2 separate regions of the Mus musculus genome follow, and region 2 is linked to region 1. Evidence: chromatin loops called from intact Hi-C (ENCODE). Cell type or tissue: gastrocnemius. All regions are shown on one strand. Each heading gives the region's core, and the rest is flanking DNA. Links, peaks and the distances in the headings are about the cores only.

Evidence for each region. Peaks named below come from ENCODE experiments on the same cell type or tissue, not always from the same donor. Only the 100,000 strongest peaks of a DNase experiment are listed, where the experiment ranks them.
Region 2: it touches region 1 in a loop (2.4-fold over the local background); 3 of 42 quality-filtered maps call a loop at or near these places.

What each region holds. Positions count from the first base shown.
Region 1 is chr2:32,485,723-32,491,091 of GRCm38, forward strand. No RefSeq gene overlaps it. Among named protein-coding and RNA genes, the nearest start is that of Slc25a25, 37 kb to the left of the region's middle. In gastrocnemius, for the core only: CTCF peaks have their summits at 1,693, 1,892 and 3,135 (motif pointing right); DNase peaks (open chromatin) are centred at 1,590, 1,812 and 3,154.
Region 2 is chr2:32,301,810-32,307,178 of GRCm38, forward strand. It overlaps Golga2 (golgi autoantigen, golgin subfamily a, 2), which reads left to right. Exons shown (of 26, transcript NM_001080968.2): 13 at 333-474; 14 at 894-983; 15 at 1,087-1,194; 16 at 1,336-1,423; 17 at 1,775-2,112; 18 at 2,333-2,446; 19 at 2,825-3,070; 20 at 3,150-3,225; 21 at 3,401-3,486; 22 at 3,666-3,884; 23 at 3,964-4,066; 24 at 4,168-4,274; 25 at 4,351-4,507; 26 at 4,597-5,369. The coding sequence ends at 4,811. Among named protein-coding and RNA genes, the nearest start is that of Gm23363, 14 kb to the right of the region's middle. In gastrocnemius, for the core only: CTCF peaks have their summits at 1,332 and 2,817 (motif pointing right); a DNase peak (open chromatin) is centred at 2,841.

The DNA.
Region 1 (5,369 bases), core at 236-5,235:
AACTAATTGATTTATTTTCTGTATGGGAGTACACTGTAGCTGGACAGACAGTTGTGACAGACAGATGGTTGTGAGACATCATGTAGTTGCTCTGTCTCCACTCACTCCTGCCCAAAGATTTATTTATTATTATATGTGAGTACACTGTAGCTGTCTTCAGACACACCAGAAGAGGGTTTCAGATGGCTCATTACGGATGGTTGTGAGTCATCATGTGGCTGCTGGGATTTGAACTCATGACCTATGGAAGATTAGTCGGCGCTCTTAACCGCTGAGCCCTCTCTCCAGCCCCTGAGCTAATTCTTATATTGCAATGTTTTTCTCAGTCTGAAACTCAGCAGTGCCCCTCCTTCACTGTATTTTGGAGGCTGATTCCAACAGATCAACCCCATTCTAGCATCCATCTCTAGCTCCTGTCTTCTCATCCATCCCATGCCAGCCACACTGGCCGCTTGTCACGGCATGAAGCCCTAACTTTCTACCTCCAGCCGCAGGATGCTTTCTTTTCTGGCCTCTGCCTCTCACATTGTCTCTCTCCCCAGTTGGCTCCTCACAGCTCCTGTGTTATCAAAGTAGTTGTCTGGGTAAGTACTAGCACCGGAGACTTATCTGTAGGAGAAAGTGTGGGCCTGACCTGGCAGCCAGCCTGCCCGGCACATGGCACTTCTAAATAAGAAGCACGGTGTACCATGCTCATGAGTATGCCCAGAAGTCAGAACAGAGGATTCTGAAGTAGCCTGACAGTTGGGAGCTGGCCTGCTGAGGCTGCCCTCTCCACATCTCTTTTTATGTGCTTCTCTCGCACCGAGATCCTGGTGGTATGGGCGCTCACTGTCCAGTCTGAGGTAATGTGCTAACCAGTCACAGACGATAGCTTCCGCGATATGAGTGCTTGCTGGTGTGTAATACAGCAGATGCTGTTCCCTGAAGCCCTGTCCAGAGTGATTTACTGACATCTCTGCATCCTTTACTGACCAGTAGGCATTGCAGTCTTATCTAGGGACACCCCGGTGATGACAGCATGTCACCCACCTACCCAACCATGTGTTGATGGGATTTAGAACTGGGACTCTGGTGAAATGACCCCGGCTAGATGAGCTAAGTACTGGGCTCTCGCTGCAGTATTGCTGCTTTCTGAGGAGAGTCGGAGGGGATGGAGATGCGGCTCAGCTGGCAAAGTGTTTACTGCGCAAGCATGAGGACCCAAGCTCTATTCCCAGGTGGTTCATGTGCCCATAATCCTACCACTGGCTAGGATTCCTGCGCTAAGTGCCTGCCAGTCTAGCTGATTTGACAAGCTCTAGATTCAGAAGGAAACCCTCTCAAAAAAATAAGGTAGGCAGAGGTTGAGGAGGACACCTGCTAATAACCTCCAGCCTCCACAGACCCCTGTACTCATATGTGTGTTCATGTACAGGGTCACCTGCCCATACAGAGGACTGTATTGCGGCTGGAGAGATAGCCCAGTGATTAAGAACTCTTTTGTTCTTGCAGAGGACTGGTTCATTTCCTAGCACCCACGTGCAGTGGCTCACAACTACCTGGAACTCCATCCAGTTCCTGATGAGCCTCCGCCCTCTTCTGGCCTCTGAGGGTACTGCATGTAGATGATGCACAGACAGGCTGGCCCAAACACCCACACACAGGAACTTAAAACATAATAAATCTTTAAAAAAAAATGTGTGGAGCTGAAGAGATTTCTTGGTGGTTGAGAGCACTGGCTGCTCTTGCATGATACATAATCATGTATGTACAATCATGATTCCAGCATTCTCATGACAGCTAAAGACTGTTGTAAGTTCCGCTTCCTAAAGCATCTGGCGCCCTCTTCTGGCCTTCTTAAGTACTGCGTGATCTTGGGGTACTTTCATACATGCACTCAAAACACCAAAAGACATAAAAAGAAAATAAACATTGCTGGGTATAGTGGCACAAGCCTTTAATCCCTGCAATTGGGATGCAGAAGCAGGCAGATCCCAGATCTCTATGAGTTCAAAGTCAGCCTGATCTACTTAGTAAAGTTCCAAGACAGCCAGGGCTACATAGTGAGTCCCTGCCTCATAAGTAAATAACAACAAAAATAAACAAAAGTCGCCCGGCATGGCGCACGCCTTTAATCCCAGCACTCGGGAGGCAGAAGCAGGCGGATTTCTGAGTTCAAGGCCAGCCTGGTCTACAGAGTGAGTTCCAGGACAGCCAGGGCTACACAGAGAAACCCTGTCTCGAAAAAAACCACAAATAAATAAATAAATAAATAAATAAATAAATAAAAATTTAAAAGTCTTTGGAAATTTATATATATGTGTGTGTGTGTGTCTTTTAGATTTACTATTCACTGTGTATGTCTGCGTGATGGCACAGAGTGTGTGCCACCACACATGTGTCACACTGCACGTGTGTGGAAGTCACCTCCTTGCACCAGTGACTTCCTGGGATCAGGTTCAGTTTCCCAGGCTTGAATGTAAGTCCTTCACCCCTGAGCAGTCTGGGAACTGAACCCAGGTCCTCAGCAAGGGCAGCACAGGCCATCTCTTAGACCCCACCCTTCACGGTGTTCCACGTAGCCCAGTCTGCTGAACCTGGCCTTGAACTCCTGATCATTCTGCCTATATCTCCCAGGTGCTGAGTTACAGGTATGTGCTCACCAAGCCTAGCTCAAAATAAATGTCCAAATGATAAGGAAAGGAGCTGAGATATATGTGTGTACACTACATGTATGTTATATTTACCTGCATATAATATATATATATTGTGTGTATATATAATGTATATATATTATATGCATATATTTGCTGGTGGTGGTGGTTGGTTGGTTTGGATTTTTTGAAACGGGGTTTCTCTGTGGCCTGGTTGTCCTGGAACTCACTTTATTGACCAAGCTGGCCTTGAACTCAGAGCTCTACCTGCCTTTTAACACCCCCACCCCTTCTGCCACCTGCCCCGAGTGCTGAGTTTAAAGGAGTGTTCCACCATGCCCGACAGTGCTGTTATATTTTAACAGGAGGCATTTTTCTTTTTTTAGGCAATGAAATGAATGATACATTTTTCAAGTAACCCAGTCTGGCTCCAGCCTGGGCCTGCAGGAGGCATTGTGACTAATTTGCCAGGACCGGGACTAGCAGAAACTGTCGGCTGTGAACCTCTCTGTCCTGTAGGTGGCGGTAGAGAAACCGTACCAAGCCTCAAGCTCAGCTCCAGCTGGAGGGAGAGCTCTGGTGGCTAGCCCAGGGGGCTGTCCTAGGTGCAAAGAGAGCTCAGGAAAAGAAGTCAGGGTCCCCACCCATCCTAGACCAGATTCTAGGCCTCAGTTTCCCCTACAGTGCTCAGAGTGCTTAGAGACTCCAAAGGTTCTAGACCTGCTCAGCCCAGGAAGCATCTGCGCCCCTGACGACCATGTTCCTGTCCGATCTTGCCACTCACCCCTCCCTCCCCTGGGTGGTAATGTTCTCCTTACCCCCTCGAAGGGGAAACTGAGGCTCCAAAAGATTAAATGACCTTCCAAAGTGAAGCACGGTGTGCGGTCAGAGCAAGAAAAAAAAGCTCACTGCCTTCTCACAGGGGATCCACAGAGCAGGCAGGGTTCTCTCCCGAAGAAGCGCTTGCTGAGGCTGGAGGCGGCTCACTGGGAAAGGCGCTTGACACAAAGTCTGACACTCTGAGCCCCAGGGTCTACATGGTGGAAGAAGATGGATGGTGAACCAACTCCTGAAAGCCAACCTGTAGAATGCTTACACACACACACACACACACACACACACACACACACACCAACGTAAAAAATGAAAATCATTGATTTATTGGAGAGGAAATAGAAAAAATAAACCAATAAAATGGGGGGGGGCGTTTAAAGCCATTTATCAATGGCTTTAAACAGAATAGGTAAATCAGCAGAAAAATACTTGTTAAATCTATCTCTGACGAAAGATTCAGATCTCAAAGATGCAACTAATGCTTCAGCTCAGCAAAACAGCTTAGTTTGACAGATTGGCAAAATGGGTCTTGAGCGGTTAAGAGCACTTGTTGCTCTTGGAGAGGACCAGGTTTGATTTCCAGCCCCCACGTCAGCTCACAAGCACCTGTAGATGGTTCAGTTCCAGGGAATCTGTTTTGACCTCTTTGGCAGTCAGACACGCATGTAGTATTGTATTAATCAGGGTTCTCTAGAGTCACAGAACTTATAGTCTTTATATAGTAAGGGAATTTATTGATGACTTACACTCTGCAGTCCAACTCCCAACAATGGTTCAGTAGTAGCTGTGAATGGAAGTCCAAGGATCTAGCAGTTGCTCAGTCCCACACGGCAAGCAGGTGAATGATACTCCCTTCTTCCAATGTCCTTACATGGTCTCCAGCAGAAGGTGTAGCCTAGAGTAAAGGTGTGGTGGCACCACACTTTTAATCCCAGATGACCTTGAACTCAGAGATCTCCCTGTCTTAATCTTCTGGAATCCATAGCTACTATGCCTCAAGATCTCCATACCAAGATCTAGATCAGACACTTCTATCTCCCAGCCTCCAGATTAGGGTCACTGGTAAGCCTTCCAATTCTGGATTGTAGTTCATTCCAAATATAGTCAAGTTGACAACCAGGAATAGCCACTACAGGTGTGCAGGATCACACAGGCAAAACACTCATGCACATAAAATAATCTAAAACCAAAAACTGCTTGTTCTTCAAGGGCCAAAGTCAGGCACATGCCTGTTGAAGAGCCACCAGTGCTTCTAGTCACTGAGCCATCTCTGAGACAGAATCTCATTCAGGAACCTAAGCTGGTCTTGAACCCATGACTGTCCTCTTCCCTAGTCTCAGAAGTGCTGGAGTTGCAGAGGTGGCACCCTGCCCAGCTAGTCTGTTCTTGTTTATTGCTGAATAGTGTTCCACTAGGACACACCCTGTGGAATGAACATCAGCAAGGGCTCTTGGGAGATGAAAACAGGAGAAAGTCAGCATGGCCTACATAGCCCTTCTAAGCCCACCAGAACTACAAGATCTTATCTAATATAAATATATAATATGTGATTATATATAATTATTTATATATGTACATTTATATACACATGTATATAAATAATTATACATAGATTATATAATTGTGGTGGTTTAAATATGCTTGGCCTATGGGAAGTGGCACTATTAGGAGGAGTGGCCTTGTTGGAGTGGGTGTGGCCTTGTTGGAGGAAGTTCATCATTGTGGGGGTGGGCTTTGAGATCCTATGCTCAAGCTCCACCCAGTGTGGAAGAGAGTCTCCTTCTGCTGCCTTCTGATCAAGATGTAGAATTCTTGGCTCTTCCAGCACCATGCCTGACTGGATGCTGCCATGCTCCCACCTTGATGATAATGGGCTGAACCTCTGAACCTGTAAGCCAG
Region 2 (5,369 bases), core at 310-5,309, 180 kb before region 1:
AGGCAGGCAGATTTCTGAGTTCGAGGACAGCCAGGGATACACAAAGAAACCCTGTCTAAAAAAAAAAAAAAAAAAAAAACCGAATGGAAAGGAGGCCAGGCTCTCTGCAGCCTCAGTGTGGAGAGTGGAGACTTAGCCGAGACAGGTTTGGGTCTGTGTAGAGCTGTGCTCTGGTCCCAGCAATGCTCCTGACTCATGCTGTGGCCCCAGGTAACTCAGTCTCTCTGAGTCCTGCTTTGCCCTGTGGCTGTGTGGCAAGGCTCATGCATCACTCTGAAATGTGTTCCTTTCTGTTCTTGGCTCCTTCCTTTCTGCTTTGCCTCTAACCACAGCAAAAGCAATGAGGACCTGAGGCAGCAGAACTCAGAACTGGAAGAGAAACTCCGAGTCCTGGTGGCAGAGAAAGCAGCTGCACAGTTGGGGGTGGAGGAGCTGCAGAAGAAGTTAGAGATGTCAGAGCTGCTGCTGCAGCAGGTGAGAGGTGCAGCCCTCACCCCGAGGCCCAGGCACACAGTCTCTGGTTCCTTGGGGGTGACCTGCAGCCAAATGCTGGACAGTTTAGAACCTCCTCCTCTCCTGTGGTAATATTTACTAATTGTTCAACAGTGGAGCCCTGGCCACACCTTGCTGACCTGTAACTCACCAGGTTAGCCTTGAACTCATGGTAATGAGCCTTCCAAGCACAGAGGTTGCAGGTGTGAGCCCCCACGCCTGTTGAAATGCCTTCATTCTGTTTCATTTAAATGGCCCTTGCAGGAGTCTGCTTAGCTCCTCCTGTCACTTTCTCATAGGGCAATGACCCCAGGTTGTCATCCTAGCTCGCACTCTTGTGGGGAGCACTGCAGCGGAACAGCCCAGGCTCCCAGACCTAACCCCTCATTTCCCTCGCACAGTTTTCTAGTCAGTCTTCGGCCGCAGGCGGTAATGAGCAGTTACAACATGCCATGGAGGAGCGGGCTCAGCTGGAGACCCATGTTAGCCAGGTGTGGATCTGTGGGGGCAGGGGAAGGGCATGACCCCAGATGGCCAAGGGCAGGTGAGGACCAAGGACACAGCCCCAAGTAACGTGTACATTGACCGATGCAGCTGATGGAATCACTGAAGCAGCTCCAGGTGGAGAGAGACCAGTATGCGGAGAACCTAAAAGGAGAGAGTGCCATGTGGCAGCAGAGGGTACAGCAAATGGCGGAGCAGGTGAGGCCTCGCCTCTGGTGTCTTTGCTTTTCCTGAGCATCAGCGTGGTGCAGCTGAGGGGTTCGGGGCTTTGGTTTTGCAGAGGTGGGCCTGGGGATGGATGGTGCCTGGGATCTCTAGCGCCCCCTGTGCCTTGGGCAGGTGCATACACTGAAGGAAGAGAAGGAGCACAGAGAACGGCAGGTACAAGAGCTGGAGACCAGCTTGGCCGCACTCCGGAGTCAGATGGGTGAGTAGCGCAAGGGTGACCTGAGAGCGGGAGTGGCTCAAAGGCCAGTGGCTTCCATAGCCCTGGGGGCAAGGGGGTGTGAGAGCATTGTAATGGGGCAAAAGGTCTCTGTCAGGACTGACCAGGTGACACGCCTTGTCATCTCTTATGTCCCTCTGTGTAAAACAGGGTGGCATGCCTACTGCTATACCTCTGCAGGTGACTGAGCACCACAGAACTATACTAGAGTAGCTTGACACACTTAGCTCATCTGAGACCCTGACAGAAAAGAAGCCAGAGCTTGGGGCAGGGAGCCTGACTCCCAGTAGAGCCAAGAGAGGACCCCCTCACTGTGCCTACTTCCTTTCTCAGAGGAGCCACCGCCTCCAGAGCCTCCAGCTGGGCCCTCCGAGGCGGAAGAGCAGCTGCAGGGAGAGGTCGAGCAGCTGCACAAGGAACTGGAGAGGCTGACGGGACAGCTACGGGCTCAGGTGCAGGACAATGAGAGCCTGAGCCACCTCAACCGGGAGCAGGAGGGGCGTCTGCTGGAGCTGGAGCGGGAGGCCCAGCGCTGGAGCGAGCAGGCCGAGGAGCGCAAGCAGATCCTGGAGAGCATGCAGAGTGACCGCACCACCATCAGCAGAGCACTGTCACAGAACCGAGAGCTGAAGGAGCAGCTGGCCGAGCTGCAGAACGGCTTCGTCAGGCTGGTGCGAATCCTGCAGGCCCTCCTTGCTCACAGGGAATGTAACCCTCAAGGGTGCTGTCCACCTCACATGAGGTGCTAGCTGTCAAAGCACCTCTCAATCCAGAGACCTGTGGTGTGTGGGAATGATCCAGCAGTCTTCCCTGCTCTGTGGGAGGGAGCACACATGCAATTCTGGGGACCCCTGCCACATTAGGTCCTACTGACTGCTGCCTTCTGTCCAGACCAATGAGAACATGGAGATCACCAGTGCGCTGCAGTCAGAGCAGCATGTCAAGAAAGAGCTAGCCCGGAAGCTGGGAGAGCTGCAGGAGAGACTGGGAGAGCTGAAGGAGACGGTAAGGCCTACCACGGGGGGTGCCAGTCATAACAGTCTAACTGCAGCCTGGAGCAGGCAGTCCTGGACTGCTCTTCATCTGTGCCAAGGCCAGAAGCTGCTGTTTATAGTTGTAGGTTATATAAGGCTCTGGGCTCAGGCTGGGTTCACATCCATGTGTTCAAATGCTTCCCATCTCCAAACCCATTCACTGAACTTAAAAGATGAGTTTCCTCAGAGAAGTGTTAAAGGTTAAATGAGAAATGTGCATAAAATATCAGGCACTAGTAGTTAGTGCAGAACAGGGTGGGTTGCTTTCCACTCTTGGCCTAAAGTGATGAGAAAGGTGGGTGTGAGGCTGGTTACAAAGGCACTGCCCTCATTCCTGGCCGTCCTGCAGGTGGAGCTCAAGAGCCAAGAAGCACAGGGTCTACAGGAGCAGCGAGACCAGTGCCTGTCCCACCTGCAGCAGTACGCTGCTGCTTACCAACAGCACTTGGCGGCCTATGAGCAGCTGACCTCTGAGAAGGAGGCAATACACAAGCAGCTTCTGCTGCAGACTCAGCTCATGGACCAGCTGCAGCATGAGGAGGTACAGGGCAAGATGGCAGCCGAGCTGGCCCGCCAGGAGCTGCAGGAGGCCCAGGTGAGGCAGCTGTTAAGGCTGGGCCCAGGGGGAGGACCTGGCCTCCTCTGTGCCTTCTCACTCTTTCCTGGCCCCATAGGAGCGCCTAAAAGCTACCAGCCAGGAGAACCAACAGCTCCAAGCCCAGCTGAGCCTCTTGGTCCTCCCTGGGGAAGGTAAGACCACCCAGGAGGAGAGGACTAGAGTTGATGTATTTGGAGAAGCTTTGATTGGGCTGACCCCAGGGTATTCAGTAGGGATACAGAGGTGGGGCTCTGAGCTCTCTTCCCCTAGCCCACTCAGTCTACCTGATGGGATTATTAGAGGAGACAACCTACTGTCTGCCCCCAGGAGATGTGGACCAGGAGGAAGAAGATGAGGAGGTTCCTCAGTCGAGTCTGGCCATCCCAGAAGACCTAGACAGTAGAGAGGCCATGGTGAGCTGGGCTCTGTCTTGCCCCTTCTCTTTTCTACCTCTGTGGTCCTCGGTTTCCTACCCTCTGACTTCTTTTGATTGCCACTTTGTGCCTGGAAGCCAGTGGTCAGTCTCCCTCTCTGCCCTGCCCCCTTTGTCCTGAGCATTTCCCTGAAAGGCACACCTCCCTCTTGTGTGCAGGTGGCATTCTTTAATGCCGCTATAGCCAGAGCAGAGGAAGAACAGGCCCGACTACGTGTGCAGCTGAAAGAGCAGAAGGCACGTTGCCGGAGTTTGTCTCACTTGGCAGCCCCAGTCCAAAGCAAGCTTGAAAAGGAGGCAGTGGTCCCCAGGAATGTGGATGACTCTGCATCTGAGGAGAGCAATCAGGCCCTACATGTAGCCATGGAGAAGCTGCAGGTGAGTTTGTCTGTGGGGGCTGGGAGTGTGGGGGCCAGCCAGGGCTCCTGAGTCCCTGAGACCTCTGTCTTGGCTCCAGAGCCGCTTCCTGGAGGTCATGCAGGAGAAAGTGGAGCTCAAGGAGAGGGTAGAGGAGCTTGAACATTGCTGCATTCAGCTTTCTGGAGAGACAGACACCATTGGTGAGGTGGAGCCCAGCCCAAGGCAGTGGGGGCTGTGCAGGGGGGTAGACTGGGGGAGCCACAGTGTCTGAGCCTTGTCCACCTGCCTGCCGTCTCCACAGGAGAGTACATTGCCCTTTACCAAAATCAGAGGGCGGTGCTGAAGGCTCGGCATTTGGAGAAGGAAGAATACATCAGCCGGCTGGCTCAGGACAAGGAGGAGATGAAGGTAGGCCTACACTTCTGTAGTCCAGGCCCTGCCTAATCTGGGCTGGGCCCTTCAAGTTGAGCTCCTTTTTCTCCAGGTGAAGCTGCTGGAGCTCCAGGAGCTGGTGTTGAGGCTTGTGAACGAGCGCAATGAATGGCAGGGCAAGTTCCTGGCCGTCTCTCAGAACCCTGGTGACGTGCTCACCCCAGTGCCCACAGGCTCCCAGGAATTTGGTGCTGCTGACCAGCAGGATGGTGAGTAGAGCTGTTGTCTCTTGGGAAGGCACAAAGGGGAGGAGTCCCATGGCGTGCAGAGCCATGACCCCCTCCCCCTTTCTCTAAAGACCTCAGGGAGGTGAGCCTGGCTGACGATATAGAGCCTGCACAAGGAGAGGCAGGGGTACCTGCTCCCCATGAGAACCCTACTGCACAGCAGATCATGCAGCTGCTGCGTGAGATCCAGAACCCCCGGGAGCGGCCAGGCCTGGGTAGCAACCCTTGCATCCCCTTTTTCTACCGTGCCGATGAGAACGACGAGGTGAAGATCATGGTTGTATAAAAGACTGGCGGCCAAAGCCTCAGCAAGGGCAGCCAGAGGTTCTGCCCCAACCCACACCCTTCCTCAGCCACCCTTATCTTTATAATAATAATAAGGTCAGACTCCATCCCCTCCAGGGGCTGGGGAAGTAGCTCAGTTGGTAGAGTGCTTGCCTGCTGTGCACACAGCCTTGGGTCCCCAGTACCTCTGAAAAGGCTGATACCTGTAATTTGAGTGCTTGGGAAGTGGAGGTGGAAGAATCAGCCATCCTCATCTACCTAGTGAGTTTGAGGCCACACTGGGCTACATGCGACCCTGTCTGAAAAAACCAAAAGATCAGGCTCCTATCTTAATGGGGGACACAGACTGGTACAGATCTGCCTCTTAGCCAGGGCAGTTTTACTTTGTAAATTCCTGTTACAGAAAGAACGCCAGAGACTCAGTGATGGAGCAGACTGTGCTGGGTGGCCTGGGGGCTTTCTCACCAAGGAGGGCCTCAGGCCTTACTCAGGACTCTGGGGCAGAACAGAGTGGCAGCATTCTCGTGCCCAGGTGCAGTGCAGGCTGGTAAACTGGCCT